Regions from separate parts of the Homo sapiens genome. Here region 1 is linked to region 2. Evidence: read pairs that join two places in POLR2A ChIA-PET (ENCODE). Cell type or tissue: B cell. All regions are shown on one strand. Links, peaks and the distances in the headings refer to the core of each region. The heading gives the core; the rest is flanking DNA.

What was found. Peaks named below come from ENCODE experiments on the same cell type or tissue, not always from the same donor. Only the 100,000 strongest peaks of a DNase experiment are listed, where the experiment ranks them.
Region 1: POLR2A ChIA-PET joins it to region 2 with 8 read pairs; 2 of 35 experiments call an interaction of 5 or more read pairs at or near these places.

Annotation. Positions count from the first base shown.
Region 1 is chr19:11,719,469-11,735,148 of GRCh38, forward strand. ZNF823 (zinc finger protein 823) reads right to left here. Exons shown (of 4, transcript NM_001080493.4): 2 at 5,733-5,859; 3 at 4,726-4,786; 4 at 1,797-3,874. The coding sequence ends at 2,233. Among named protein-coding and RNA genes, the nearest start is that of ZNF823, 12 kb to the right of the region's middle. In B cell, for the core only: no CTCF peak of the experiment used is centred there; no DNase peak of the experiment used is centred there.
Region 2 is chr19:11,542,563-11,558,242 of GRCh38, forward strand. ELOF1 (elongation factor 1) reads right to left here. Exons shown (of 4, transcript NM_032377.4): 2 at 11,670-11,803; 3 at 11,449-11,519; 4 at 10,484-11,248. The coding sequence starts at 11,785. The coding sequence ends at 11,184. It overlaps CNN1 (calponin 1), which reads left to right. Exons shown (of 7, transcript NM_001299.6): 3 at 4,113-4,179; 4 at 4,270-4,407; 5 at 5,235-5,345; 6 at 6,761-6,907; 7 at 6,988-7,761. The coding sequence ends at 7,233. Among named protein-coding and RNA genes, the nearest start is that of ELOF1, 8.8 kb to the right of the region's middle. RefSeq lists enhancers at 9,031-10,002, 9,372-9,666, 10,086-10,205, 11,864-12,063. In B cell, for the core only: no CTCF peak of the experiment used is centred there; a DNase peak (open chromatin) is centred at 11,799; H3K27ac peaks cover 3,032 bases.

The sequences.
Region 1 (15,680 bases), core at 5,580-9,579, 170 kb after region 2:
GACACTGGCTTATGCCAAGGCAATATTAGCATTCCCAGCAGAGCTCACAAAACTCATAAAAAGGAAGTCTACCTTCCAGAGCAAGTCCTCCATTCCAATGAATTGGGCAAGCCCTAGAAAAAGAAAGCGGTCCAGTGGTACCTACATCCATGACTGCCAAGGAGGCCCTGGGGCTCAGGGCCTGGAAAGATCACCTACTCTGGTGCAGTGTGGCAATGTGGCAGGTCACAAGAACAAGCCAGGCCTTGGCTACTGAGCAAACAATCCCTAGGTCCTTTAGAACCAAAGCAAAACTTGCCTGCCTCCTTTCTGGCAAAAATATAAGAAGGCTTGGGTGATGATCATCTTGTCCTTGGAATGGTTCTACCAAGGCTTCATTCCTGATGTGAAGAAATATCTTGAAGAGAAGGGGCTGCCACTCAAGGTCCTTCTCATAATTGACAATGTTCCTGGCCATCTCCAATCTCTCTACTTTGCCACAAAGAATGTGGAAGTGATGTCCCTGCTGCCTAACACTACATCACAGTGAAAGCTACTCAATCAAGGCATAATCAAGTAGATCCTGACCTTCGGGAGGATTCATGCCATCCTGATGCTAACTCTGACTGTACCATAGTGGATTTATGAAAGCACTTCACAATTGCACATGCAACTGTCCTTATTGCAGAGGCTATAGATGTCCCAGAGCTCAAGAAACTCAAAGCATGCTGGAAGCCATTATGGAGTGAGGGAGTCAATAATTTTAGGGGCTTCCCCACTATTGATGCAGTAGTTAGGAATATCTTAAATACTGCAAGGGGAGTTGGTAAGAAAGGCTATCTCTGACAGGATTGAAGACGATGTTGAGTAACACACAGAAGGGCATAAATTCTTACAACAAGGAACTCAAAGATCTGCTCAAATGCTCTATAGATTGATGATGATAATGATGACTTAAAAAAGGTAGTGCCACAGATTTGGACACTTGAAAAATTTGCAGTAGTTTTTTTTATTTTTTTTGAGACGGAGTCTCGCTCTGTCTCCCAGGTTGGAGTGCAGTGGCGCCATCTCGGCTCACTGCAAGCTCCGCCTCCTGGGTTCACACCATTCTCCTGCCTCAGCCTCCTGAGTAGCTGGGACTACAGGCGCCTGCCACCATGCCCAGCTATTTTTTTGTATTTTTAGTAGAGACAGGGTTTCACTGTGTTAGCCAGGATGGTCTCAATCTCCTGACCTCGTGATCCACCTGTCTCAGCCTCCCAAAGTGCTGGGAATATAGGTGTGAGCCACCTCGCCTGACCTGCAGCAGTTTTTCAATAGGCAAAACTGTTAAGAAAGTTCATCATCCTCAAGTAAGATCCTTCGATGGAACAAAGCCTCCATGTCACCCATGGAATAACATGCCAACAAACAGTGCAAGATTTTTTTGATGACTCAAAAAAAAAGAAAAAAAGAAAAACTAGCTTCCTACACTTCTCACTAAGCACCTGCAAATATAAACACAGAGCCTTCCATGGTTAAGGATCTGCAGCCCTGAAGCTGAACAGATCTTGACATTAGTATTATTTGGCCTCCTCCAACAAGTCAACATCTGCATCAGAACCTAGTTCTTTGAACACTGATGATCATCCTGATATTCTGTCAAGGTTCAAGTTAGCCTGATGTCTCCTGCTTGTCTATAATGCTACAACACATGACAATGTTAGGCACCATCCAGCAATCATCATCATCATCATTATACTTGGGTTATCAAGAGAGAAGCAGGATTTTGATAAGTGTTGACATGCTCATTCAGGTCACAAAACAAAAGCAATCTGTGAATGTTAAAACAAATTTTAATGTTCTGGGTGACATATACCACGTAGGTGGGCCTGCAATGGTTGTGTCTGCATCGAACATGTAGAGACTATTTTTCTTGTCATGATTCTCTAAACAATACAATCAAACAACTATTTACATAGCTTTTACAATGCATGAGGTATTAAAAGTCATCTAGAGATGATTTACACAGTATACTGGAAGATATGCATAGGTTACATGCAAATATGCCATATAACAAAGGACTTGGCATCTGTGGATTTAGAGGGTGCTGGAACCAATCCCCTGCAATATATTGGGGGATAACTGTATTTAAAAAAATTGAAACTACTTAAGGCTTTATCCCATGTTTACATTCATAGGGTCTATCTCCAAAGTGAGTTCTTTCAAGTTTCTGAAATTAAAGTACTGAATGTTTTCCCACATTCCATACATTTAGAGAGTATCTTTCCAGTGAGTCCTTTTATGTCTATGCAAGGAACGGAGAGAACTCAATGCTTTCCCACATTCCTTACATTCATACAGCTTCTCTCCAGTGTGAGTTTTTTCATGTCCTCGAAGGAAACGGGAACGAGTGAAGGCTTTACCACATTGTAGACATTCATAGGGTTTCTCTCCAGTGTGAATTCTTTCATGTCGTAGAAGGCAAGTGAGCCAAGAGAATGCTTTTCCACATTCCTTACATTCATATGGCTTCTCTCCAGAGTGAATCCTTTCATGGACTTTTAAGTTACTGAAATGACTGAAGGCTTTTCTACATGTTTTACACTCATAAGGTTTTTCTACTGTGTGGGTCCTTTTATGTTGAGAAAGGTATTTGAAACAACTGAATGCTTTCCCACATTCCTTACACTCATATGGCTTCTCTCCAGTGTGAGTTGTCTCATGATTTTGAAAGGAAGAGAGATCACTAAAGGCTTTCCCACACTGACATTTATAGGGTTTCACTCCAGTGTGAGTTGCTTCATGTCTTCGAAGGGAACCGGCAAGACTGAAGGCTTTACCACATTGTTTACATTGATAGGGTTTCTCTCCAGTGTGAGTCCTTTCATGTCTTTGAAATAAACTGGGACAACCAAAGGCTTTCCCACATATCTTGCATTTCTGGGGTCCATCTCCTGTGTGTGTTATCATGTGACTTCGAAAGCTCGAGCTATGAGATAACACTTTCCCACACTGCTTACATTCATAGGGTTTCTCTCCAGTGTGAGTAGTTTCATGATTTCGAACTGAACTAGGACAATCAAAGCCTTTCCCACATATCTTACATTTATGTGGTCCGTCTCCAGTGTGCCTTATCATGTGTCTTCGAAAGCTTGTGTGATGATAAAACGTTTTCCCACATTGCTTACATGCATAGGGTTGTTCTCCCGTGTGAGTCCTTTCATGTAGTCGAGTGTAATAGTAACAGCTGAAGGCTTTCCCACATTGTGTACATTTATAGGGTTTCTCTCCGGTGTGAGTTCTCTCATGTCTTAGATAGGTACTGTAATCAGGAAAGGCTTTGGAACACTGCTTACATTCATACGCTTTCTCTCCCGTGTGGATTCTTTCATGTCTTAGATAGGAACTGTAAAAAGGAAAGGCTTTAGAACACTGCTTACATTCATACGGTTTCTCTCCAGTGTGTGTTCTTTCGTGCAAATGAAATAAACTGGGCCAAACAAAGGCTTTCCCACACAACTTACATTTATAAGGTCCATCTCCATGGTGTGCCGCCATGTGTCTTCGGAGGTTTCCAAGAGAACTAAAGGTTTTTGCACATTCTTTACAATCGAAGGGTTTCTTTCCGGTGGGGGGCCTTTCATGTGTCTGGAAGGAGTGCTGATGACTGATGGCTTTCCCACGTTGTTTATGTGTATATGGCTTCTCTCCATATTCCTGATGCTCACATGATTTGTGTCCAGTGTCAACTCTGATGTTGCAATTAAGAGACGAATGACCCAAGACGACTTCTCCACACTCACCACTGTCACATGGATTTACTCGAGGAGTGTTCTTGTTCACAATACTATCTGGAATCTGGCCAAAAGTTTCTCCACATTGACTGTCATCTTTAATTTCACATGTATGACTTCTGTAACAAATAAGAAATATATTACTAAAGGTTTGTTTATAAGTGATTTTCTATATATTGAAGTACTAGATTTATATTTGTAACATTATCATGCAAAGTACAGGCTTCATCCCCTGTTTGAATGTGAAGTGACAGTGCTGTGTAAGATGGTCCCATCACAGCTATTAGCAAAACAGTGATATTCACATGGAGATTCTTTCTTTCTTTCTTTCTTTTTTTTGAGACGGAGCTTCACTCTTGTTGCCCAGGTTGGAGTGCAATGGCACAGTCTCGGCTCACTGCAACCTCTGCCTCTCGGATTCAAGCAATTCTTCTGCCTCAGCCTCCCAAGTAGCTGGGATTACAGGCATGCGCCACCACGCCCTGCTAATTTTGTATTTTTAGTAGAGACAGGGTTTCTCCATGTTGGCCAGGCTGGTCTTGAACTCCCGACCTCAGGTGATCCACCCGCCTTGGCCTCCTAAAGTGCTGGGATTACAGGCGTGAGCCACCGCTCCTGGCCCACATGGAGATTCTTAATACCATTTCCAAGGGAACTATTTTGCAAAGACTGAATAGCTATGTCACATTTAACTATATGTTCCTCGGGAAAATTTTTTTTTATAGAGATGGGGATCTCACTATGTTGCCCAGGCTGATCTCAAACTCCTAGGCTCAAGTAATCCTCCCACCTTGGCCTCCCAAAGTGCTGGGATTACATGTGCGAGTCACTGTGCTTGGTCAGAAAAAGAATTATTGGAATGAATAAATTTAAGCTGGGCTTGTTCATTTTCTCTGCTCGTTTTTAAAATTTTCTTATCATTCTATGAACCACTGCAGGGACATAGCTTTCTTTTGTGGGTGCAAATTACCTTAGATTTCTCTTGGCATTTTGGCACTGATCTCCAATGTTCTGGTCCTCCCATTTCATTTCTAAAAGGTAGACCCAGGAAAATCACTAAAAATGTTTACAAAATTATAGAAAAACTCTAAGATTTTACGCGTACTGCAATCATGCATGATTCATTCACCAAAGTACATGTGACTCTTCAACAACACAGGTTTGAACTGCACAGCTCCACTCATACATGAATGTTCTTCAGTCTCTGCTACCCCTGGGACAGCAAGACCAACCCCTCCCCTTCCTCAGCCCACTCAGTGTGAAGACAACAAGGGTGAAAACCTTTATGAAGATCTACTTCCACTTAATGAATAGTAAATATAGTTTCTCATCTTTTTTTTTTTTTTTTTTTTTGAGACAGAGTCCCGCTCTGTCGCCCAGGCTGGAGTGCAGTGGCGCGATCTCAGCTCACTGCAAACTCTGCCTCCCAGGTTCACGTCATTCTCCTGCCTCAGCCTCCCGAGTAGCTGGGGCTACAGGTGTCCGCCATCACGCCCGGCTAATTTTTTTTGTGTTTTTAGTAGAGACGGGGTTTCACCATGTTAGCCAGGATGGTCTCGATCTCCTGACCTCATGATCTTCCCGCCTCGGCCTCCCAAAGTGCTGGGATTACAGGTGTGAGTCACCGCACCCGGCCAGTTTCTCTTCTTATGATTCTCATCAACATTTTCCTTCCCAAGCCCACTTTACTGTGACAGTACAGTATGTAATACATATGACATACAATATATGGATTAATCTAATGTTTATGTTATCCATAAGTGGGCCAGTCAACAATAGGTTATTAGTGGTTAAGTTGCGGGGGACAAAAAAAGTTATTAGAGGATGTAAGACTGTTTGAGGGGCTGACACCTCTAAACCCTGTGTTGTTCAAGGGTCAACCATATCCTCTTTCCATATTTCAAATCATGAACAGCGTTGATGGCCAGGAAACAAATGTCTCTAATTGACTAAGTGAAGAGATGATGTCATCCTTACCTATACAGTCCAGGTTCCTAATGGTTTCCTGCATGACATTTCTGTAGAGACTCTTCTGTGATGGACCCAGCAAAGCCCACTCCTCTTGTGTGAAGTTCACAGCCACATCTTCAAAGGCCACTGAGTCCTGAAACATCCCACATGTGCAGAGGAGGAAGGTTGAGATGGACAGCACTGAGAATCCATACTCACTGCATAAACTTTGCATGATGCTGTGGTTTCCAAGCATTTATTCGATGACATAGTAAACCCACTCTTATTTTGTCTACACTCACTTTTTCCCACAAAGCCATTGTGATGCTTTAGTTGAATGTGTTTGGTAAAGTAACAGTCGAATAGGAACCTGCCTCTTGTTGGTGAGTTAAGTGAGTGAGTCTTATTGCCTGCGTCACCCCTGATGTCTATTTCTACAGCGGTCTGTGTAGTTCTTATCATGACAAAGTACAACTACCTATTGTGTAGAAGAGTTACCACTCCCAGTCCTGAAACTGCATATCCTGACAAATGCTCATTTGCAAACTTGGATCTTTCATGGTGTCTAGGCACCGGATCCCACTAATGTAACTAATAACAGAGGCTGAGTGTGCCTAAACTGTTTATGCAAAATATAGGGGCCAGGCATGGTGACTTAGGCCTGCAATCCCATCACTTTGCAGGGCCAAAGTGGAAGGATCACTTAAGAACAGGAGTTTAGGACCAGCATGGGCAACATAGTGAGCCCTTTTCTCAACAAAAAATAAAACTAGGTCTGACTCAGTGGCTCATGCCTATAATCCCAGCACTTTGGAAGGCCAAGACAGGTGGATCACTTAAGCCCAGGAGTTTGAGACCAGCCTGGGAAACATGGTGAGACCTTGTCTCTATAAAAAATACAAAAAAAAAAAAAAAAAAAAATAGCAAGATGTGGTGGCGCATGCCTGTAGTCCCAGCTACCCAGGATGCTGAGGTGAGAGGATCACCCAAGCGCAGGAGGTTGGGGCTGCAGTGAGCCGTGATCATGCCGCTGTACTCCCTCCAGCCTAAGCAACAGAATGAGATCCTGTCTCAAAAAATATAATAAAAGTAAAAAACAAAAAATAAAAAATACATATATATATATATATATATAAATTTTTTTTTAACTTAACTCCTATTCCCCCTCTGAGAGTTTGGAAGTTTGTTACATGATCAGCAGAGAGAGAATACCTGTTAGCCACAGCACAAGTTAGAATGCTTGTGCTCTCCAAAACTCATGCTGAAACTTCATCCTCAATATGACAATAATGAAATGTGGGGCTTTAAGACTTGATTGGATCTTGAGGTACTAATCCATTCATAGATTAATGGCTTAATGAATAAATGGGGTATCTCAGGAGTAGGCCTAGTGTCCTTAAGAGACGAGGAAGAGACCTGAATTAACACTGGGCCCCTGGCCATGCGATACCCTGTGCCACCTAGGGACTCTGCAGAGTCCCCACCAGCAAGGAGGCTCTTACCAGATGCTAAGCCTTGACCTTGGGCTTCTCAGTCTCCAGAAGTATAAAAAAATAATGTTTGTTTGTTTTTATAAATTACCCAGGCTCAGGTAATCCTGTTATAAGTAACAAAAACCAGACTAAGACAGTTATGAAGAAACACTCTGGACACTGGATCACTACTGACGGACCCTAGTAGCTAACGTTTCACGTGTTTGGTTGCAACTTGTTACATGGGATATTTAGCCCATCCTATGCAATTACACTAAGAGAGAACATTTGGAAACTGGCAACTGGTTTCCATTAGACCAAATGTAGTTAAGCGTGACAAAAGACTAATAAAAAATATCTCACTATCTCAATGGAAAAATTACACATTTTTCATTGGATAATGACAAAGGAGGAGGAAAGACAGGGAAAGATTGCACATGTTCTAACAAAAAACTCAGTGTCACCTCTCATGATTATCTATAATATTTCCTAAATTCCTAAAGAGACTTTTAGCAGTCAACAAAGATTATATTACCAAATCTAATAAAAGTCACAAATATCTGAAAAGGTTAAAAACCTAACCGGCAGGGTGTGGTGGCTCACGACTGTAATCCCAGCACTTCGGGAGGCCTAGGGGGGCGGATCAAAAGGTCAGGAGATCGAGACCATCCTGGCCAACATGGTGAAACCCCGTCTCTACTAAAAATACAAAAAAAATTAGCTGGGTGTGGTGGCGCACCTGTCATCCCAGCTACTCAGGAGGCTGAGGCAGGAGAATCGCTTGAACCTGGGAGGCGGATACTGCAATGAGCCAAGATCATGCCACTGCACTCCAGCCTGGAGACAGAGTGAGACTCCATCTCAAAACAAACAAACAAACAAAAAACAATAACAACAAAAAAAGAAACCGCCCAAAAAAACCTTCTAACCAAGAAAGTTACAGCTTTCCAAAAACAGATAAAGGATTTTTAAACTATAATATTCGGCATCCTATACTATTAACAGGGAGATAAACAAACAGAAAAAGGAAAGCAAAAAATGGTTGAAAAGCTTTGTGGAGTTTTTATTTGCCCTTGTCCCAATCCCTCCTCACATCAGAGCCCGTCTTGAAGACAGCAGACCAAGTTTTCAATGTGGATCCCTAGAGACAGCAGATCAGGTCTTACTTGCAAATTATTGCCTTTGTATTTTCCAGTTGGTACAAGGACTATCCAAAGGTCTGAAACAGGCTCTCTTTTCTTTCTTTCTTTTTTTTTTTTGAGACGGGAGTCTCGCTCTGTAGCCCAGGCTGGAGTTCAGTGTCTCGCTGCAAGCTCCGCCTCCTGGGTTCACGCCATTCTCCTGCCTCAGCCTCCCAAGTAGTTGGGACTACAGGCACATGCCACCACGATTAGCTAATTTTTTTGTATTTTTAGTAGAGACGGGGTTTCACCGTGTTAGCCAGGATGGTCTCGATCTCCTGACCTCGTAATCCGCCCGCCTCGGCCTCCCAAAGTGCTGGGGTTACAGGCGTGAGCCACAGCGCCCGGCCAAGACTCTCTTTTCCATTTAATCAGTGATGGAACCCAATCAGGGTCAAACATGGCAAGAACTGCTTCAAAATGTTGCAAAATACACAGAAAGCCTTCAACCACCTGGAACAACAGATTACGGTTAAGACGAACAGCAGACCTACTAAGTCTTGGGAAGAAAAGCTGGAGATAAAATTTCCTTCAGAAATTAGGGTACTGAAAAGCACACAGGTATATTATGGCATACTTTTCTTATACTACCTGATCTAACAGATACAAATTTGTTTGAAATAATACTAGCAATGTATTGGGTAGTAACAGCTTCCGATAGGGCAAATGAATAACAGTGTGTTATATGGGATGGGAGGATGGAATTTGGAACAGTAAGTAATACCAGCACTACTCCCAAAGCCAGTATAGCATTATTTGAAACTGAAGGTCCATTAGTTATAAATGGTATACTACAAACTATAGGGAATTCACTAATAAAATTTAAGAAACAAGTAGACTTACTATACTAATAGAAGCAAGCAAATAGAATCATATAGAATGCTCAGTTAAAATGAAAGCAGAAAAAGTGGAGAAGTTGAAAAAACAGTCAAGTATAAGAATAGAAAACAATTGACATATGTACATATTAATCCAATTATGTCAATACCACTTTGAATGTGTATATCTACATATACCAGTTAAAAAGACATGGACTGGCTGAATAGAATTAAAAAAACAAGGCTGGAAGGGCACAGTGGCTCACGCCTGTAATCCCAGCATTTTGGAATGCTGAGGCGGGCACATTGCTTGAGGCCAGGAGTTTGAGACCAGCCTGTCCAACATGATGAAACCCCGTCTCTACTAAAAATACAAAAAAATTAGCCAGGCGTGGCAGTGCATGCCTGTAATCTCAGCTACTTGGGAGGCTGAGGCATGAGAATCACTTGAACCCGGGAGGCGGAGGCTGCAGTGAGCCGAGATTGTGCCACCTCATTTCAGCCTGGGCAACAGAGCAAGACTCTGTCTCAAAAAAAAAAAAAACAACAAATAAAACAAGGCCCAGCAATGTGTACATGAAAACCATTTTAAACTGAAAGATGCAAATACATTAAATATAAAGGTATGGAGGAATATATGCCATTCTAGCCCTAATCAAAAGAAATATGGACTAGCTATTTTAAATTTAGATAAATCAGGTTTTAGGTCAAGGAAAGATACAGGGGATGAAGAGATTTCATAAAGATAAAGAAGTCAGTTATACAAGAAGACATAATAATCATTAATATCTATGCTCATAAAACAAATCATCAAAATACATAAGGCAAAACTTATAAAACCACATAGCAAAATACACATGTACTAGATGGCTTCCCAGTACCTACTGGCTTTCAATGTGTGCTAACCTCTTCTTTCTGGGATCTCTAAATAATACATAGTTTCTGTTATTTCTTGCATTTTGTTGAGTTGCTTCCTCTGTGTCTTACCTGACCAATATACCTGAATCTAATTTCTACCCAGTCAGGGCTTTCTTTGTAAGATTATTTTGGCAGTGGCTATCTTGGTAGTAATAAAAGAAAAACTGGTCAGACAATGGGCCATAAGGTGTCTACCAGGAAAAACAAGTTTCCTCTAAGACGGAAACTTGGTCACTGGTCTGATATTTAGGCATTAGGTCACCTTGTACTATCCTACAAGTTACGTTTGGAAGGCTTTCAAATTAACCTGTTTGGGGAGGTCTTATGATCCAGGGCTTATATCTTGTCCCTGAGTAAAGAATCTTTTTTTTTTTTTTTCCTTTGAGACGGAGTTTCGCACTTGTTGCCCAGGCTGGAGTGCAATGGCATGATCTTGGCTCACTGCAACCTCTGTCGCCTGGGTTCAAGTGATTCTTCTGCCTTGGCCTCCCAAGTAGCTGGGATTACAGGCCTGTGCCATCATGCCCAGCTAATTTTGTATTTTTAGTAGAGACAGGGTTTCACCATGTTGGTCAGGGTGGTCTCAAACTCCCGACCTCAGATGATCCGCCTGCCTCGGCCTCCCAACGTGCTGGGATTACAAGTGTGAGCCACCGTGCCTGGCCGTTTTCTTATGTAAGAAAATAAAGTAGATCCCAAAGGAAGGGACTCAGAAATTCAACTCTGAAAATTAAGAAGAAGAGTTGTGCGTGACTTATGCCTGTCATCCCAATACTCTGGGAGGTTGGAGTGGGAGGACTGCTTGAGTTTGAGAACAGCCTAAGCAACATGGCAAAACCTCATCTCTACAAAAAATTTAAAAATTAGCCAGGGATGGTAGCATGTGCCTGTAGTTCCAGCTACATAGGAGACGAAGGCAGGAGGATTGTTTGAGCCCAGGAATCTGAGGCTGTGGTGAGCCATGATCCCAGAACTGCACTCCAACCTGGGTGATAGTGCAAGACCCTGACTTAAAAATTAATTAATTAATTAATGAGAAAATGGCTGAAAATTATTTCACAGTAGATGAAAGGCCATACAGAAAAAATGCTCAACACCGATGTTAATCAGTAAAAAGCAACATCTAATCACATGGAGATAAATATTTATAAGGAATAAACACACATGCACACATGGTCTGCCAGTTAATCCATACATGCCAACGGGTTTTCCTAGCACATTTAAATTTATCCATAATCCACAACCCAGCACATTTCCCCCTATATGTACAAAATGTATAAAGTGTTAGCATTTGGGGACAAAAACAAAGATGACATTGTCAACAAAGTCCAGCAAAAATGAAACAATTCAAGTCCTATGAGCCGTGGAATATGAGAGTGAAGTGGGTGACCCACACCTCAGACAGCAGCATGAATCAAACAGACTGAGGCAAAGAAACTAAAAAAAAAAAAAAAAAAAAACCGCCCGCAGCCGGGTGAGGTGGCTCACGCCTGTAATCCCAGCACTTTGGGAGGCTGAGGCGGGTGGATCACCTGAGGTCGGGAGTTCGAGACCAGCCTGATAAATATGGAGAAACCCTGTCTCTACTAAAAATACAAAATTAGCCAGGCGTGGTGGTGCATGCCTGTAATCGCAGCTTCTCGGGAGGCTGAGGCAGGAGAATCGCTTGAACCCGGGAGGCAGAGGTTGCGGTGAGCCGAGATCACGCCATTGCACTCCAGCCTGGGCAATAACAAGAGCAAAACTCCATCTCAAAAAAACAAAAAAACCTTTTCAGCATCATATTAATGGAATATTAAGTGTAATATTAATTAACTGAAAACTCAGAAGAGAGAAAACTATGCATCTGGATTCATACATGATAAACATATACTGAATAACAGTCAGTCGGTTTAAGGCTCTGACCTGTGGTGCCTCTGACTTCTGATAACAAAGGTGTGCCGTTCGCTGAACACCAACCAATTCTCCAGCAATAACTGGGTGTCCAGTAGTTCAATTCTTATACCACCCAGAATTAACACAGATCCCATAAGTTTCTTGCTAGAGGGCTCAGTCCCACAACAGGCCCCCACTGCAGATGTCATTTGTAAGCCCCAGGAACTAACCTTTTAACCAACTGTGTATAAATACAACAGCACCATCCTCTGGTTCAATAACTGGCTAAAGGCCAGGCGCAGTGGCTCACGCCTGTAATCCCAGCATTTTGAGAGGCTGAGGCAGGTGGATCACCTGAGGTCAGGAGTTCGAGACCTGCCTGGCCAACATGGAGAAACCCCACCTCTACTAAAAATGCAAAATTAGCCATGCATGGTGGCGCATGCCTGTAGTCCCAGCTACTCGGGAGGCTGAGACAGGAGAATCGTTTGAACCCGTGAGGCAGAGGTTGCGATGAGCCGAGATCGTGCCATTGCACTCCAGCTTGGGTAACAAGAGTGAAACTCCGTCTCAAAAAAAAAAAAAAAAAAAATTGGCTAAAATAACTCATGAAACTCAGCAAAACACTAGTAACTTAAGGTTACTAGTTTGTTATAAAGGATTTCTCAACAACAGCCAAATGGAAAAGAGGTATTCAGCAAGGGAAAGGGCAGGGATGGTTAAAGGTTTCCCTTTTTTTTTTTTTGAGATGGAGTCTCGCTCTGTCGCCCAGGCTGGAGTGCAGTGGTATGATCTCGGCTCACTGCAAGCTCCGCCTCCCGGGCTCACGCCATTCTCCTGCCTCAGCCTCCCGAGCAGCCGGGACTACAGGCAACTGCCACCACGCCCAGCTAATTTTTTTGTATTTTTAGTAGAAACGGGGTTTCACCGTGTTAGCCAGGATGGTCTCGATCTCCAGACCTCATGATCCGCCCGCCTCAGCCTCCCAAAGTGCCGGGATTACAGGCATGAGCCACCGCGCCCGGCCATTTTTTTGTATTTTTAGTAGAAACGGGGTTTCACCGTGTTAGCCAGGATGGTCTCGATCTCCAGACCTCGTGATCGGCCCGCCTCAGCCTCCCAAAGTGCCGGGATTACAGGCGTGAGCCACCGCGCCCGGCCATTTTTTTGTATTTTTAGTAGAGACGGGGTTTCACGGTGTTAGCCAGGATGGTCTCGATCTCCTGACTTCGTGATCTGCCCACCTCGGCCTCCCAATGTGCTGGGATTACAGGCGGGAGCCACCGCGCCCGGCAAAGCTTTCCCTCTTGACACCACCTTCCTAGCGCATCCACGTGTTCACCAACCTGGAAGCTGTCCCGATGTCTTTGTTCAATAAATTTTATTCAACTTAATTTCTAGCCTCCCTCCCTTTCCTGGGGTCAGAAGATGGGGCTTAAAGTTCCAGTCCTGTCATCATGTGTTTGCTCTTTCAGGTCACCAGTCCCCATCCTCAAGTTAGTTACCTAGTGACCTCATGCTGAGTCACCTCATTAGCATAACTTCACCTAAGGTCTGACAAGAGCTGGGAATAACAAAACACATTCCCATCACTCGGAAAAATCCAAGGAGTTTAGGACTACTTTGCCAGGACCTAGAAATAATGACCAAGGCGGGTGCAGCCGCTCACGCCTGTAATCCCAGCACTTTGGGAGGCTGAGGTGGGCAGATCATGAGGTCAAGAGATCAAGACCATGCTGGCCAACATGGTGAAACCCCGTCTCTAATAAAAATACAAAAATTAGTTGGGCGTGGTGGCACGCGCCTGTAGTCCCAGCTACTCAGGAGACTGAGGCAGGAGAATAGCTAGAACTCAGGAGTCGGAGGTTGCAGCGAGCTGAGATTTCGCCACTGCACTCCAGCCTAGCGACAGAGTGAGACTCCATCTCAAAAAAAAAAAAAAAAAGAAAAAGAAAAAGAAACAATGACCAAATATGTTTTAGGCTGGGCATGGTGACTCACGCTTGTATTCTCAGCACTTTGGGAGGCCGAGGTAGGAGAATCATCTGAGGTCAGGAGTTCAAGATCAGCCTGGGCAACATGGCGAAACTGTCTTTACAAAAAATACAAAAATTGGCTGGGCGTGGTGGTGCACGCTTGAAGTTCCAGCTACTTGGGGGGCTGAGGCAAAAAGATTGTTTGAGCCCAGGAGATGGAGGTTGCAGTGAGCCGAGATCATGCCACTGCACTTCAGCCTAGATGGCAGAACAAGACTCTGTTTCAAAAATTAAAAAGGACCAAATATTTTTAAAAATTATATCACAGACCCAAATAAACTCTCAGATTCATAAACCCTTTGTCCAGCAGGCAGAACCAAAAGGTGTCTTTCTCTAAGTCAGCCCCAACAGACTTTCAAATTTGTACAATATTCTGATTAAACAAACACAGTGAATGTAAAACCAGACTTCTAATAATGTTGAATTTAACCCCAGCTCTGTAATCCTGGTTAATAGCTAGAATTAAATAAATCACCTTAGGCCAGGTGAGGCGGCTCACATCTGTAATCTCAGTACTTAGGGAGGCCGAGGCAGCCGGATCACTTGAGCCCACGAGTTCAAGACCAGCCTGGGCAACATGGTGAAACCTCATCTCTATGAAAAATACAAAAATTAGCCGGGCCTAGTGGTGCATGCCTGTAGTCCCAGCTACTGGGGAGGCTGAGGTGGGAGGATCGCTTGAGGCTGGGAGGCGAGGTGGAGTTTTGTAGTGAGCTGAGATCATGCCACTGTACTCCAGCCTGGGAAACAGAGTGAGACTCTGTCTCAAAAAAAAAAAAAAGAAAGAAAGAAAAGAAATCACCTCAGTCTTCTACCACCTAAGTCCTGTGTGTTCTGAACAAACAGCTGAATGCAGTGTAACACTCTCCGCATTGCTTCGACTATGCCCCCTTTTTAAACCTGTAACAAGACCAAAAACCCCACCAAATTCCCACTTTGCCTCAGAAATGATTAGCTGAACAATTCTGTCTTCACCAACCAGGCTGCACAAAATTAATGTAGAGCAAACTTTCCTTAAGTTTCTCTTCCTCCTGCTGGACTCAGTCTGAGCCAGCACACAATTCCTCTCATTTATTTATTTTGAGATGGAGTCTTGCTCTGTCACCCAGGCTGGAGTGCAGTGGCACGATCTCAGCTCACTGCAACCTCCACCTCCCGGGTTCAAGCGATTCTCCTGCCTCAGCCTCCTGAGTAGCTGGGACTATAGGCGTGTGCCACCACACCTGGGTAATTTTTGTATTTTTTAGTAGAGATGGGGTTTTGCCATATTGGTCAGGCTGGTCTTGAACTCTTGACCTCAGGTGATCCACCTGCCTCAGCCTCCCAAAGTGCTGGGATTACAGGCGTGAGCCATGCGCCCATCCACAATCCCTCCTTTTTAACCTCTCCTAAGAACTGACTGAAGTCAAGGTGAAACATTCTGTGATGTAGGATCTGATTTTCACCTTCCATCTTACTCTCTCTCCTACCTTCTAGATTTCTAATATTGTTTGCTCTTCACTTTGAAAAGCAATTTTCTGGCTGGGCATGGTGGCTTATTCCTGTAATCCCACCACTTTGGGAGGCCGAGGTGGGCTGATCACTTGAGGTCAGGAGTTCGAGACCAGCCTGGCCAACATGGTGAAACCCCGTCTCTACTAAAAATATAAAAATTAGCTGGGCGTGGTGGTGGTCA
Region 2 (15,680 bases), core at 10,238-14,237:
CCAGTTCCACTGCAATCTTTTTTTTTTTTTTCAGATGGAATCTTGCTTTGTGACCCAGGCTGGAGTGCAGTGGCATGATCTTGGCTCACTGCAAGCTCTGCCTCCCAGGTTCAAGCAATTCTCCTGCCTCAGCCTCCTGAGTAGCTGGGATTACAGGTGCCCGCCACCACGCCCAGCTAATTTTTGTATTTTTAGTAGAGACGGGGTTTCACCATGTTGGTCAGGCTGGTCTCGAACCCCTGACCTTGTGATCCACCCACCTCGGCCTCCCAAAGTGCTGGGATTATAGGCGTGAGCCACCGCGCCCGGCTCCACTGCAATCTTAATGCATAGCAGGGCCCTAAACCCAGCCTGCGCCCGATCTGCATTTGAGTCTGACCCAGGGCAGAGTGACTGTGAGTGGCCTCGGGAAGACTTTGAAGGTGCAGCTTCATCAAGTCCTAGATGCTGGGAAGAAGGGGTGTGGGGGGTGTTTACCTTGTTCCATTCCCATCCACTAGGAACAAGGAATTGGCAGGTGGGGAGGTAGGCATGCTGGTGTCCCAGCTCAGGCAGAGGACTGCTCAGACGTCAAACAGTGCAGTCCCAGCCTGGGCAACATAGCCAGATTCCATCTCTACAAAACATTTTTGTTTTAATTAGCTTGGCATGGTGGCATGCGCCTGTGGTCCCAGCTACTCGGAAGGCTGAGGTGGGAGGATCGCTTGAGCCCTGGAGGTCAAGGCTGCAGTGAGCTATGATCGCGCCACTGCACTCCAGCCTGGGCAACAGTGAAACCCTGTCTCAAAAAAAAAAAAACTAATGTAAACGACAAGTTGATGGGTGCAGCAAACCAACATGGCACATGTATACCTATGTATCAAACCTGCACGTTGTGCATGTGTACCCTAGAACTTAAAGTATAATAATAATAATAATAATAATAATAAAAGAGTGGGCCGGGCGCGGTGACTCACGTCTGTAATCCCAGCACTTTGGGAGGCTGAGGCAGGCGGATCACGAGGTCAGGAGATCAAGACCATCCTGGCTAACACGGTGAAACCCTGTCTCTACTAAAAAAAATACAAAAAATTAGCCGGGCGTGGTGGCAGGCGCTTGTAGTCCCAGCTACTCGGGAGGCTGAGGCAGGAGAATAGCGTGAACCCGGGAGGCGGAGCTTGCAGTGAGCCGAGATCCCACCACTGCACTCCAGCTTGGGTGACAGAGCGAGACTCCGTCTCAAAAAAAAAAAAAAAAAAAAAGACCTAATGTAAATGACGAGTTGATGGGTGCAGCAAACCAAAATGGCACATGTATACCTATGTATCAAACCTGCACATAGTGCACATGTACCCCAGAAGTTAAAGTATAAGAAAAAAAAAAAGAGTGTAGTGCAGTCACCCACGCACTCCGGTCATTCACTCATTCATTCATTCATTCATTCACAAAAGAAGCATTTATGAGTTCCTGCTGTGTGCCAGGCTCTGGCCTAGGCACTGGGAACAGTGAACAGAACAGACTCGACTCAGAGCTCAAGGACTTTTAGTCCAGTTGAGGAGATCAATCATATAATTGATCAAATAATCACAGATTTGTGGTCGTAAGTGTCCTGGGGAAAACTCAAGCGGAAGGGAAGATGGGAGGGTCAGGTATATGTCTGCGGGTGGAGAGTCTGCAGTTTCCTAGAGAGTGGTCTGGGAGGCCTCTCTGAAGAGGTGACATTTGAACAGAACCTTAGATGAAGTGAGGGAGGGCTCAGGGGACCTGAGGCAAAGCAGAGGGGGCCACCAGTGCAAAGGCGTGAGGTAGGATCGTGCTTGGGGTGTTCAAGAAACAAGAAGGAGGCTGGCGTGACGAGCACCAAATGATTGAGCAGAAGTGGAGATGAAGTCGCAGAGTGAACTGAGAGTCAGATGGTGGAGGGCATTTTATTTCATTTATTTATTTAGAGACAGAGTCTTGCTCTGGTGCCCGGGCTGGAGTACAGCGGTGCAATCATAGCTCACTACAGCCTCGACTTCCTAGGCTCAACTGATCCTCCCACCCCAGCCTCTTCAGCCCCAGCCTCCTCAGTAGCTGGAACTACAGGCACACATCACCACGCCCGGTGAAGTTTTCGGGTTTTTTTTTTTTTTTTTTTTGTAGAGACACGGGTCTCACCATGTTGCCCAGGCTGATCTGAAACTCCTAGGCTCAAGCCATCCTCCTGTCTCGGCTTCCCAAAGCACTGGGATTACAGGTGTGAGCCACTGTGCCCAGTTCTACAGAGGGCATTTTAGGCAGAGGACTTAGGATTTCATTCTGAAGGCAATGGGAGGCTCCTGGAGGATTTGGAACTGGACGGTAACTTGAACTGTTTAAAAAAGGCCATTCTGGGCCAGGGGCAGTGGCTCATGCCTGTAATCCCAGCACTTTGGGAGGCTGAGGTGGGCATATCACTTGAGGTCAGGAGTTCGAAACCAACCTGACCAACATGGTGAAACCGCGTCTCTACTAAAAATACACAAAATTTAGCTGGGCATGGTAGCAGGCACCTGTAATCCCAACTACTTAGGAGGCTGAGGCAGGAGAATTGCTTGAACCCAGGAGACAGAGGTTGCAGTGAGCCGAGATCCCGCCACTGCCTTCCAGCCTGAGTGACAGAGCAAGACTCCATCTCGGAAAAAAAAAAAAAAATTCTGGCTGCTGGATGAAGAAGGGTGGGTCTGTAGGGGATGAAGTGGAAGTTGGGAGCTCATTACAAGAGGCCAGGAAACAGACTCTGGTGGCTGAGACCCAGGTGGAGGTGGCGGGGAGCAGTGGGTGGTTTTCTGGACTCATTAAAAGGCAGAGCCAAAGAACTTTGGAGGGACTGGACATGAGGCTGAGAGAAGGAGAAAGGGGGAGTTGGGGGCAAGTCCAAGGGCTCTGGCTGAGCACCTAGAAGGGGGCACTGCTAGGCAGGGAAGGTGGAGGGAGGGGGGAGTCTGGAGGGGGAAGCTGCATGTCAGGAGTCTGGAGCAGGGTGAGTTTGATTTGAGACACCCAGGCACCCATGGAGAGAGCTGAATGAGATGGTAAGAAACCCAAGCTGCAGGGAGATGAGGGAGTTGCTGGCATATGGAGGCACTTAAAGTCAAGACACTGAATGAGGCCAGGTGCTGTCACTCATGCCTGTAATCCCAGCGCTTTGGGAGGCTGAGGCAGGAGGATCGCTTGAGCCCAGGAGTTCAAGACCAGCTTGGGCAATACAAATACAGTGAAACCCCCTCTCTACCAAAAAAAAAAAAAAAAAAAAAGCCAGGCATGGTGGTGCGCACCTGTGATCCCAGCTACTCGGAAGGCTGAGGTGGGAGGATCGCTGGAGCCTGGGAAGTTGAGGCTGCAGTGAGCTGTGATTGCACCACTGCTCTCCAGCCTGGGCGACAAAGCCACACCCTGCATCAAAAAGAAAAAAAAAAGAAAAGAAAAGAAAAAAGAGGCGAGATCATTAAAGGAGTGAGTCAGAGAAGAGGCCCTTGTGGGCTTCCTGCTGTCTACAAGAGAAAAGGATGCTGAGACACGCCTGCCAGTGAGGCTTCGGAGATCCCAGAGACTCGGACACACCTTGGATAAGCAGGCTTTCTGACTGGGACCTGAGTCTAGCTCCTTGGCATCAGTGTCCCATTTGTGTGTGTGCTTGGGTGGTTTGGAGGGGCTGCAGCTGAGAGCTGACTGCAGGGAGAAGTGACGCTAGGGTATGGCATGGCCCCTTGTGGTCATCCCGTCACCCTCCTCCTGCTGGGCTGGGCTGGAGAGCGGGAGTGGGGGACACCTTTCTTTCTTTTTTTTTTTTTTTTGAGACGGAGTCTCGCTCTGTCCCCAAGCTGGAATGCAGTGCTGCAATCTCAGCTCACTGCAACCTCCGCCTCCTGGGTTCAAGTGATTGCCTCAGCCTCCTGAGTAGCTGGGAGTACAGGCATGTGCCACCACGCCTGGCTAATTTTTGTATTTTTAGTAGAGATGGGGTTTCACCATGTTGGCCAGGATAGTCTCGCTCTCCTGACCTCGTGATCCACCCGCCTTGGCCTCCCAAAGTGCTGGGATTACAGGCGTGAGCCACCGTGCCCAACCCTGGGGGGACACCTTTCTTACCCCTTCCCCACTCTTCTCAGATTCATCAATAAGCTGCAGCCAGGCTCCGTGAAGAAGATCAATGAGTCAACCCAAAATTGGCACCAGGTGAGCCCAGACACAATCTCTTCCATCCTTGCCCGCAAGCCCCTCAGACCTCCCCTCCCCACCCAGTGACCACCACCTGCCCCCCTCTAGCTGGAGAACATCGGCAACTTCATCAAGGCCATCACCAAGTATGGGGTGAAGCCCCACGACATTTTTGAGGCCAACGACCTGTTTGAGAACACCAACCATACACAGGTGCAGTCCACCCTCCTGGCTTTGGCCAGCATGGTGAGTGTGGTTGCAGGCTGGGCAGGGGGTGGTGGGCAGCCTGGGCTGGGATGCAGGTGTGGCCACTTGTGCTCCTGAGCCCAGTGAAGGTGGCGGAGCGGGGGGCAGGGATCGGGGAGCAGGTGCTGTCAACAGCGTCCAAGGGGGCCGGGCGCGGTCGCTCACACCTGTAATCCCAGCACTTTGGGAGGCCAAGGTGAGCGGATTGCTTGAGGCCGGGAGTTTGAGACCAGTCTGGCCAACATGGTGAAATCCCGTCTCTACTAAAAATACAAAAATTAGCTGGACGTGGTGACGCATGCCTGTAATCCCAGCTACTCAGGAGGCTGAGGCAGGAGAATCGCTTGAACCCGGGAGGCGGAGTCTGCAGTGAGCCGAGATCGTGCCACTGCCCAGCCTGGGTGACAGAGCCAAGACTCCGTCTCAAAAAAAAAAAAACAAAAAACAAAAAACAGTGTTGGCCGGGCACGGTGGCTCACGCCTGTAATCCCAGCACTTTGGGAGGCCGAGACAGGTGGATCACAAGGTCAGGAGATTGAGACCATCCTGGCTAACATGGTGAAACCCTGTCTCTACTAAAACTACAAAACAAAATTAGCCGGGCATGGTGGCAGGCGCTTGTAGTCCCAGCTACTAGGGAGACTGATGCAGGAGAATGGTGTGAAGCCGGGAGGCGGAGCTTGCAGTGAGCTGAGATCACGCCACTGCACTCCAGCCTGGGCAACAGAGCGAGACTCTGTGTCAACAACAACAAAAAAACAGTGTCCAAGGGGACTGTGCAGCCTGGAGGCCCCCTTGTCAGTCCCTGCTTTCCCTGCCCCACCTAGGCGAAGACGAAAGGAAACAAGGTGAACGTGGGAGTGAAGTACGCAGAGAAGCAGGAGCGGAAATTCGAGCCGGGGAAGCTAAGAGAAGGGCGGAACATCATTGGGCTGCAGGTACCGCCCTGTCCTCACTGCGCAGAGGTCATAGAGGCCAGGAGGGCACCCTGATGTCTGAAGGCTTTTGGGGACAGGATATTTGGCATTAACTATACTATAGGCCGGGTACTGTGCTTATGCTCATCTTCCATTCACAAACTCACTCACTCTGCCAACACCCCAGCAGACAGGTGCTTGTTATCAACATACCCTTTCCGCAGATGAGAAAACTGAGACCCGGAGAAGCTGGCTCGCTTTTGCACAGATCTTCCAGCTGATGCGTGGCAGGCTGGAACTTCAATGCTAGAAGTCAGTCATGTGATAGGCCCACTCTGGGCCTCAGTTTCCAGTCTCGAAAGGATGCCTCAGGCGGGGTGCAGTGGCTCACACCTGTAATTCCAGCACTTGGGGAGGCTGAGGCAGGAGGATTGCTTGAGGTCAGGTGTTTCAGACCAGCCTGGGCAAAATAGAACCCCCCTCCACCGCCATCTCTACAACAAATTTAAGAGTTTAGCCAAATGCAGTGGTGTCTGCCTGTGGTCCCAGCTACTTAGGAGGCTGAAGTGGGAGAATCACTTGAGCCCAGGAGTTCAAGGTTACAATGATTGCATCACTGGACTCCAGCCTGGGCGACAGAGTGAGACCCTGTCTCTAAAAATGAAAATGGGCTGGGTATGGTGGCTCATGCCAGTAATCCTAGCACTTCGGGAGGCCGAGGCAGGCGGATCACTTAAAGTCAAGAGTTCAAGGCCAGCCTGGCCAACGTGGTGAAACCCTGTCACTACCAAAAATACAAAAACTAGCCGGTGTGGTGGGGCACACCTGTAGTCCCAGCTACTCAGGAGGCTGAGGCAGGAGAATTGCTTGAACTCAGGAGGCAGAGGTTGCAGTGGGCCAAGATTGTGCCGCTGCACTCCAACCTGGGCGACAGAGTGAGATGCTATCTCAAATAAAATAAAATAAAACAAAAAAATAGAATAGAACAAAATAAAATATAAAAATAAACTAAAAAATGGGCCAGGCACAGTGGCTCACCCCTGTAATCCCAGCACTTTGGGAGGGTGAGGTGGGTGGATCACCTGAGGTCAGGAGTTCGAGACCAGCGTGGCCAACATGGTGAAACCCCATTTCTACTAAAAATACAAAAAATTATCCGGGCATGGTGATGCCCACCTGTGATCCCAGCTACTCCGGAGGCTGAGGCAGGAGAATTGCTTGAATGTGCAAGATGGAGATTTCAGTGAGCTGAGATCATGTCACTGCACTCCAGCCTGGGCAACAGAGCAAGACTCCGTCTCAAAAAAAAATAAATAAAATAAAATAAAAATTGAAAAAAATGATAAAGCGGCGCCTCATCCTCTCCCATCAGCTATGCCTCATGGCCCATGATGAGGTCTGTAATTATTGGTGTGATTCTCCTTCTGGCTTCCTAGATGGGCACCAACAAGTTTGCCAGCCAGCAGGGCATGACGGCCTATGGCACCCGGCGCCACCTCTACGACCCCAAGCTGGGCACAGACCAGCCTCTGGACCAGGCGACCATCAGCCTGCAGATGGGCACCAACAAAGGAGCCAGCCAGGTGAGTGGGGGCCCCCGGGACACGCCGTCAAGGCCCAGGACCCTGGCCACCCCACGGCCTGACCACACCACCCTTCGCAGGCTGGCATGACTGCGCCAGGGACCAAGCGGCAGATCTTCGAGCCGGGGCTGGGCATGGAGCACTGCGACACGCTCAATGTCAGCCTGCAGATGGGCAGCAACAAGGGCGCCTCGCAGCGGGGCATGACGGTGTATGGGCTGCCACGCCAGGTCTACGACCCCAAGTACTGTCTGACTCCCGAGTACCCAGAGCTGGGTGAGCCCGCCCACAACCACCACGCACACAACTACTACAATTCCGCCTAGGGCCACAAGGCCTTCCCTGTTTTCCCCCCAAGGGAGGCTGCTGCTGCTCTTGGCTGGACCCAGCCAGGCCCAGCCGACCCCCTCTCCCTGCATGGCATCCTCCAGCCCCTGTAGAACTCAACCTCTACAGGGTTAGAGTTTGGAGAGAGCAGACTGGCGGGGGGCCCATTGGGGGGAAGGGGACCCTCCGCTCTGTAGTGCTACAGGGTCCAACATAGAGCCGGGTGTCCCCAACAGCGCCCAAAGGACGCACTGAGCAACGCTATTCCAGCTGTCCCCCCACTCCCTCACAAGTGGGTACCCCCAGGACCAGAAGCTCCCCCAGCAAAGCCCCCAGAGCCCAGGCTCGGCCTGCCCCCACCCCATTCCCGCAGTGGGAGCAAACTGCATGCCCAGAGACCCAGCGGACACACGCGGTTTGGTTTGCAGCGACTGGCATACTATGTGGATGTGACAGTGGCGTTTGTAATGAGAGCACTTTCTTTTTTTTCTATTTCACTGGAGCACAATAAATGGCTGTAAAATCTCCTGAGGCCTCAGAGCTGCTCTGTTTTAGATATGCGCCATATCCCGCACACACATCTGCACGGACACACATGCCCACATGCACCCTAAGACGTACATACACACTCACACGCACCCTAAGACACACACCTCACTGTAGCCACTCAGCTAGACACAGGACAGGCACCCCATCACACTCACATGCAAAGTCCACACACACACACACACTCCCCCCTTTCACACACAGATATGCACACACAGGCAGTACACACTCCCTACGACATGTAAAAAAGGCATAGCCAGCCGGGCACAGTGGCTCATGCCGGTAATCCCAGCACTTTGGGAGGCTGAGATGGGAGGATCACTTGAGGTCAGGAGTTCGAGACCAGACTGGCCAACATGGTGAAACCTTGTTTCTACTAAAAATACAAAAATTAGCAGGGTGTGGTGGCGCATGCCTGTAGTCCCGGCTACTTGGGAGGCTGAGGTAGGAGAATCACTTGAGCCCTGGAGATCTAGGCTGTAGTGAGCTGAGATGGCGCCACTGCATTCCAGCCTGGGCAACAGAGCAAGACTCCATCTCAAAAAAAAAAAAAAAAAAAAAAGGCACAGCCAGAGAGCCAATGCGCGCGCGCGTGCACACACACACACACACACACACACACACACACACACGACCCACACTGCTCTCCCAGAGGCTTGTGGATGGTGGTGACAAAGAGCCTGAGTACTGGGACAGGCTAAATGGCATGTGAATCACAGAGCAGCTGCCTGGATGACCTCGGGCAATCACTTTCCCTCCCTAGACCTGTTTTCCCATCAAAATAATGGGGACAGTAAGCCTCTTGTGGTCATGAAATGACACCCCCAGATGGGGTGATGTTCTACATGTTTAATCGCTGGTAAAGACCAGGCATCAATAGAGAAAGGATGACAAGTAGGGGTCCTGGTGGGCCCTGTGGGCAGGGTGAACCCTTTAGCCCCAGACTGTGGGGAGGGGAAAGGGGACAGGGAGAGGGGCACTTCTGAGCCAAGGCAATGGCCCTTTACTGACTGGCACAGGGCACCATAGGGCACGGTTAATTCTGTGCGCCCCGCCCGCTCTCAGCCGTCTTAAGGCTGAGCCTGCCAACCCGGGACTCTAAAAGGCTGTGTCCAGGGCCTCAACCTCCTCACATTTCAGAGGGGACCCTGTTATCCCCGGGAGGAGGGAGAGGTCCCCAACCATCAGGATTCCAAGGAGGAGAGGAGGCAGAGAAGCGAGGAGCGCGGCACGGAGCTGTCTTCTCCCCAGGGAGGGCAGGAGTTGAGGCTGGAACGTGGAGACCTGCGGAGGCAGACACCAGAAGACCCGCGCACAGACGCACGCAGCCCCTGGGGCCTCGTAAACCGGATTCCAGGCGCTTTTGGCCTGGCTACCGCAAGTCCTGCTCCCCCTGGGCCGGCGCGGGGAAGCTATGCTGAGGAGGATCCGGGCCTGGCCCAGGGCCCTGCCTCCTCGGGAAAACAGCACCATATTAGCACTTAGCCTGTGAGGCTGGGGTGGGCGGGCGGCAGGAAGGGCCTCGGGTGCCAGAGGAATGAGCCCCCTTTTTGCTGGATCCCAGAGGGCCATCACCCTAAACCTAGGTGCCTGTCCACCACTCTGCGCATGTGTGCCGGCTCCTGCCAGGGCTAGCAGACCTTACCTGGGATCTTGGAGGTGGCGGGATAACCAGGGAAGACATGTCATGGCAGAGTGGGCCTGAGGGGGTGCACAGGCCAGACCCAGCAGCCCAGTCTGGCAGCCAGGGCTTCCGGGCCAGCTCAATGTCTCCCCCCGCTGTTCACATCCGTCAGTGCCCTGGGTGGGCCCCAGAGCCGCTCAAACCATGCCTGGCACTTCCATCCTCAGCATGGCTCCGGGAAGAAGGTGCTTTCATCCCCTGCACTGTAGCAACGAGGACTCTGAAGCACAGGTCACCTGCCACCCGGGCTCATGAGGCCAGGTGGAGGGTCTGGCACTGCCCCAGGTTGCTGGGTGTTGTGGTCCTTGTCACCGGTGCGACCAGCTAAGGGGACATCAGCCCTCAGGTGCTCCCCATCGGCCACACACATCCCGCCCCAACACCAGCCTTCTGAGAGTCCTCACCACCCTTGAATAAAGGCCCCTTTCATGTTTCCCTCCCGTGTCCCTCTTCCACTCACTACCTCCAGAACGGCCTGTAAGCTGTTCCCTCAGCCTGGACTCTGGGCTCACAAGAAGTCAGACTGTAAGCTGTGGAGCCTCGTTTCCTGGGTTCAAATCCCCCCTGTGCCACTTTCTGGCTGTAGGGTCTTGGGCCAGTGACCTCCTTCACCTCTAGCCTCTGTTTCCTCATCTTTGAACTTGGGGTTAGCTTGGCACCTGCCCCACAAAGTGGCTGTCAGGACACTGGGGCGACGCAGGAAGGCCAGAGGTCAGCGTCTGGCTAGAGGTGGCCCTACGGTGTCACTGTCTCAGCCTGCCCCTCCCAGAAGCCTCCTCTGACCACCTGTTCTGTCTCACCTCCCCCATTTCCTATTGTGACTGCTGTAAACACCTGGCCAGATGTCTGCCTGCTCCACCACCCTGAATGCTTACTGACTGAATAAAACGCTGGGTGGTTTGAAGGGCTGGTCACATGGGCCACCAGGCCACCTCCCGAACGTCAGAGCCTCAGGTCCCCTCTCCTTCTTCTGGTGACCAGGCAGACGCAGAACCCAAGACATCACGGACAGCAAGGGATGTGCGCTGGCTGCTTTATTTAAGGGCTTGTGATTGACAGCTGTCCCCATCCCAGCCCTTGCTTCCTCTACAAAAGCAACTGAACATGAAACGGGCTTCCTGGTTACCATGGGGAGGGGGGCGGCTCCCTGTCAGGGCCCAGCCCAGGGACCTGGGGAACGGCGGCTTTGAATCCCCGGCCACGGGCACTAGAAGGTGGAGAAGGAGAGCGGGAAGTCCAGTTGAGATGGGCACGGTGCTGGTGAGGAGGCTGGAGAGGTCCTGTTCCAGCCTCTAGTGGGCTTCCCTTGTCCAGGATGTCAGGAAACAGTCCCCCAATTCCGCCGGGGGGAGCCAGAGCCCCAAGGCTGGGGGGCCAGGGGCTGCAGGGAACACAGCAAAGGCTTTCGGAGCCAAGTGAGATCAGTTCAGGCCCCTCAGGCCCAGGAACCCGACACCACCGCGTACCTGTGAGCACACACTCACGGCCACCCCAGTGACACGTGCAGCCACACACACCCACACTCACTCACACCCACACCCACACGCACACCCACTACACACACACACACACACACACACACACACACACACACACACACACACACGGCTGTGACAGCCCAGGACCCACACCCTGGACCCCTGGAATGTCTCTGGACCAGAACCGAACAGCTGGATCCACAGTACGCGGGGCTGCTCAGGGGGCGGGTCCTCTGTGTCGCTACTGATTGGCCGCCTCGCAGGCGTCTATCCAATCACTGTACACATCCACGGGTTCTGACAGATCTGGGCCACTTAGGTCAAGGGCGATCATTGGCATTGGAACCCTGCCCTGCATCTTCTCACCCCACAGAAATCACTAGGTGGCACCTGTTCCTCTGGACGGCTTTGGCCCTGCACCAGGGCACACAGTGGGCCAGATGAGCAGGGTCCGGACTCCAGCCCCCTCCCCACCCTCTGGAAAAAGCCCAGGTTTCCAAGGATACACGTTATGGGCGTCTGGAATTCCTCTAGGCACACGGTACAAGAGATGACTCCGGTGTTGCGGGCACGGTCCCTGAAACAGACCAAGAGAAGGGACTGGTGAGCAATGCGTCCTGGGCCTGTGGGTGATGACGCCTTCACCAAGGGAGGCAAGGGGCAGGATGGAGAACAGCGGGGAAGAGGCAGTGGGGAGGCTGGATCCCTTGCCCTGTTCCCCACTCACATTTTCACATCACAGGATTTCTCGTGGTTGCAGAAGGGGCAGGTGAACTGGGTCTCGAGGGTGCCTGTCATCTTCTTCTTGGGAGGCGGCTTTCGTTTTGACTTTCTGCGCCCCATGTCTGCAGGTGGATGAGCCTGTGGGGAGTGGCAGATGTCAGTGGTTTGAGGAAACCACGCAGCGCCCCAGCTCAATGCTCTAGAAAGCAGGCCGGAAAGAGGGTCTGGGACTTGCACCGTGGTCCCGGGGCCTCTGCCCTTGAGGGACGAGGCCCTCAGTCCTGATGCAGGAGGACAATTCCCTGTCCCACTCTGGATGGAAGGGGTGAGACGAGGCTCTAACCCCATCTCTCTCACTTACTGCGTGACCTGGGCAGGTTATTTAAGCTCTTTGTGCCACAGTTTCCTCGTCTATAAAACAGAGACAAGGCCAGGCATGGTGGCTCACACCTGTGATCCCAGCCAGCACTTTGGGAAGCTAAGGTGAGAGGATTACTTGATGCCAGGACCTGGATACCAGCCTGGGCAACATAGTGAGGCCTCATCTCTAAAAAAAAAAAATTAAAAATTAGCCAGGCATGGTGGTGCAGGCCTGTAGTCCCAGCTACTTGGGAGGCTGAGATGGGAGGATCGCTTGAGCCCAGGAGTTTCAGGTTTCAGTGATGATCCAGAGTTATGATCCAGGCACTGCACTCCAGCCTAGGCAACAGGATGAAACCCTGCATAAAAAAAAAAAAAGAAAAAAAAAAGGCCAGGTGTGGTGGCTCACACTTGTAATCCCAGGACTTTGGGAGGCTGAGGCGGGCGGATCACGAGGTCAGGAGTTCGAGACCAGCCTGACCAACACGGTGAAACCCCATCTCTACTAAAAATACAAAAATTAGCTGGCCATAGTGGCAGGCACCCGTAACCCCAGCTACTCAGGAGGCTGAGGCAGGAGACTCACCTGAACCCAAGAGGCGGAGACTGCAGTGAGCCGAGATCGCACCATTGCACTCCAGCCTGGGCAACAGAGCAAGACTCCGTCTCAAAAAAAAAAAAAAAAAAAAAGTCGAAATAAGGTTGCTATCTCAGAGGAGACTTGTGGGGCTGACACCAGGAATGGTAAGTTAAGTACTTAGCACAGAGCTGGCCCATCATCGCTGGCGCCAATACAAGGAAGCCACTGTTCCTGGGGAGGGTGGCACAAGAGACTCCAAGACAAGCCAGCTGTTCAGGGCCGGGTGGAGCCTAAGAGCCTAGGAACTGGTGATTTTATTCTGGCTGCTCCTCTTGGCAAAGGACATGTAAGTACCATCCAGGAGGAGTGACACTCAGGTTATCTGATGGCCTCGATCCAGATGACAGACTGCAGGGCAGAGAAGTGGGGACAGGCACTTCTGAGTAGAGGAACACTGTGTGAAGGCTCAGGGCAGCTGTCCGTCCCCTGGCAGGTGAGGGAGAGAGGAGGGACAGGTGGGAGGGTTCTGGGTGTTTGGATGGATCCTGGGAGCTACAAGGAGTGAAAGGACAAAGTCACCCTGTGCTTTTGAGGAACTGCGGTGTGAGCCATAATCTGGATGAAGACAAAGTCACAGCCAGGACAGGGCTGTTGGGGTAGAGATGGCAGAGGGTGAGAGAGACAGAGGAGACATGGCGGCAGAGTGAGTGAGTGTGACGAGAGAAGGAAAGTCCAGGATGACTCCCAAGGTTGTGGCGGGGACATAGTGGCTAGAGGGACAAGGTGGCATCATTCTCTGATGTCTAACACATAGGAAGGACAGGGTTTTGGAGAAAATGATGGGGTTGGGTGGCAGAGGGATATCTAGGAACAGATGTCCAGGAGGCAGGTGGGTGGGGAAACGGCAGCAGTTACCACTGAGCCCAACTCCCCTGCGAGGCACGGTGCTCAGGGCACTGTGTTTGCCATCCCTGAGCCTCCTATGGCGCCTCCTCCAACACACACACACACGACTGCTGGTTCTAGCATCGTTCCACTGTGACGGGGAGGTCAGCAGCCTGCCAGTGTCTTCCAGAATAAACAGTGGAGTTTCATTCATTATCTGCTGATCACTTCCTATGTAATACCCCCAACTCTTTCTTTTTTTTTTGAGATGGAGTCTTGCTCTGCCGCCCAGGCTGGAGTGCAGTGGCATGATCTCGACCCACTGCAACCTCCACCTCCCGGCTTCAAATGATTCTCCTGCCTCAGCCTCCCGAGTAGCTGGGAGTACAGGCATGCACTACCACGCGTGGCTAATTTTTTGTATTTTTAGTAGAGATGGGGTTTCACCGTGTTAGCCAGGATGGTCTCGATCTCCTGACCTCGTGATCCGCCTGTCTCGGCCTCCCAAAGTGCTGGGATTACAGGCGTGAGCCACCACGCCCAGCCAACACCCCCAACTCTTAACTGTGATGCTTCCAGTTCACTGAGTAAATAGAAGCAATCCAAAGACAGCTCCTAGGACCAACTCATTCAGCCATTCACCCACCCTCTTTATTTATCTAAGAGATGAGGTCTTGCTCTGTTGCCCAGGCTGGAGTGCAGTGGCATGATCACAGCTTGCTAAAGCCTCAATCCTCTGGCCTCAGCCTGCTCAGTAGCTGGGACAACAGGTGTGCACCACCATGCCCAGCTTCGGCATGCCTCCTTTACTATGGAAGTAAGTTCCTGCAAAAACAATTTGTTCATTCTGCCCTGGCTCCCATCCCCTTTTCTTTGAGCAACATCAAATTTTCCAGCTCCACTGGATCACTCTCACACACTTGTTATTACCTCTCTCCTCATTTAAAAAGGGGGAAAAAAAAACTCTTCATCCTCTTCCAGCTATGATCCTTTTCTCTGCAGGCTGTTTTAGTGTACAGCCATCTGCATTCCCACCCATCTCTCTGCACCCCTTGCCTCCAAACTTAGGTTACTGGTGGCTCCATACTGCAAATCCCAATGGCAGTCCTCCCATTCCAGAGGTCCTTCCTCCCCTGAGAGCACATGTGGCTCTCAGGATGCCATGTGCTCCCTGTCCTCTGCCTCACTGGTGGCTCCTGCTAGTCTCCTATGCTCCTGCCTCTCTGCCAACTTGCTCCAATGAAGAGAGCACGTGAGTTTGGGCCAGGCGCTGTGGCTCACGTTTATAATCCCAGCACTTTGGGAGGCCAAGGTGGGCAGATCACTTGAGGTTAGGAGTTGGAGACCAGCCTGGCCAACATGGTGAAACCCCATTTCTACTAAAAATACAAAAATTAGCTGGGCGTGGTGGCACATGCCTGTAATCCCAGCTAATAGAGAGGCTGAGGCAGGAGAATCGCTTGAACCTGGGAGTCGGAGGTTTCAGTGAGCTGAGATTGTGCCACCGCACTCCAGCCTGGGCAACAGAGCAAAACTTCATCTAAAAAAAAAAAAAAAAAAGGCTGAGTGCAGTGGTTCACGCCTGTAATCCCAGCACTTTGGGAGGCCGAGGTGGGCAGATCACGAGGTCAGGAGTTCGAGACCAGCCTGACCAACATGGTGAAACCCCATCTCTACTAAAAATACAAAAATTAGCCAGGCATGGTGGTGCACGCCTGTAATCCCAGCTACTCGGGAGGCTGAGGCAGGAGAATCACTTGAACCTGGGAGGCGGAGGTTGCAGTGAGCCGAGGCACTCCAGCCTGGGCAACAGAGCAAAAAGCCCATGAGTTTAATTGTTGGATCCTCTCCTTTCTGGCTATACTCACCACATGAAGATTTCACCCAGTCTTAGGGCTTCATGCCTACTCTACACTGAGGCCACCTGCTTCTCCAGCCTTGAGTCTGAACTGCAGACTCTGATCTATCTGCCTCAGCCACACCTCCACCTGATGTCTAACTTCCACCTAAGATTAAACATATCATGTCCAAAACCAAGCCCCTGACATTGCAACCTGCTCTTCCAGTCTTCCTCATCTCAGCTAACAGCAATTCCATCTTTCCGGATAATCAAATCAGAAACCTTGGATTCATCCTCAATGTCTTTTTCCCTCACACATTCCTTATGCGATCCTCCCCCTGCCCCTCTAC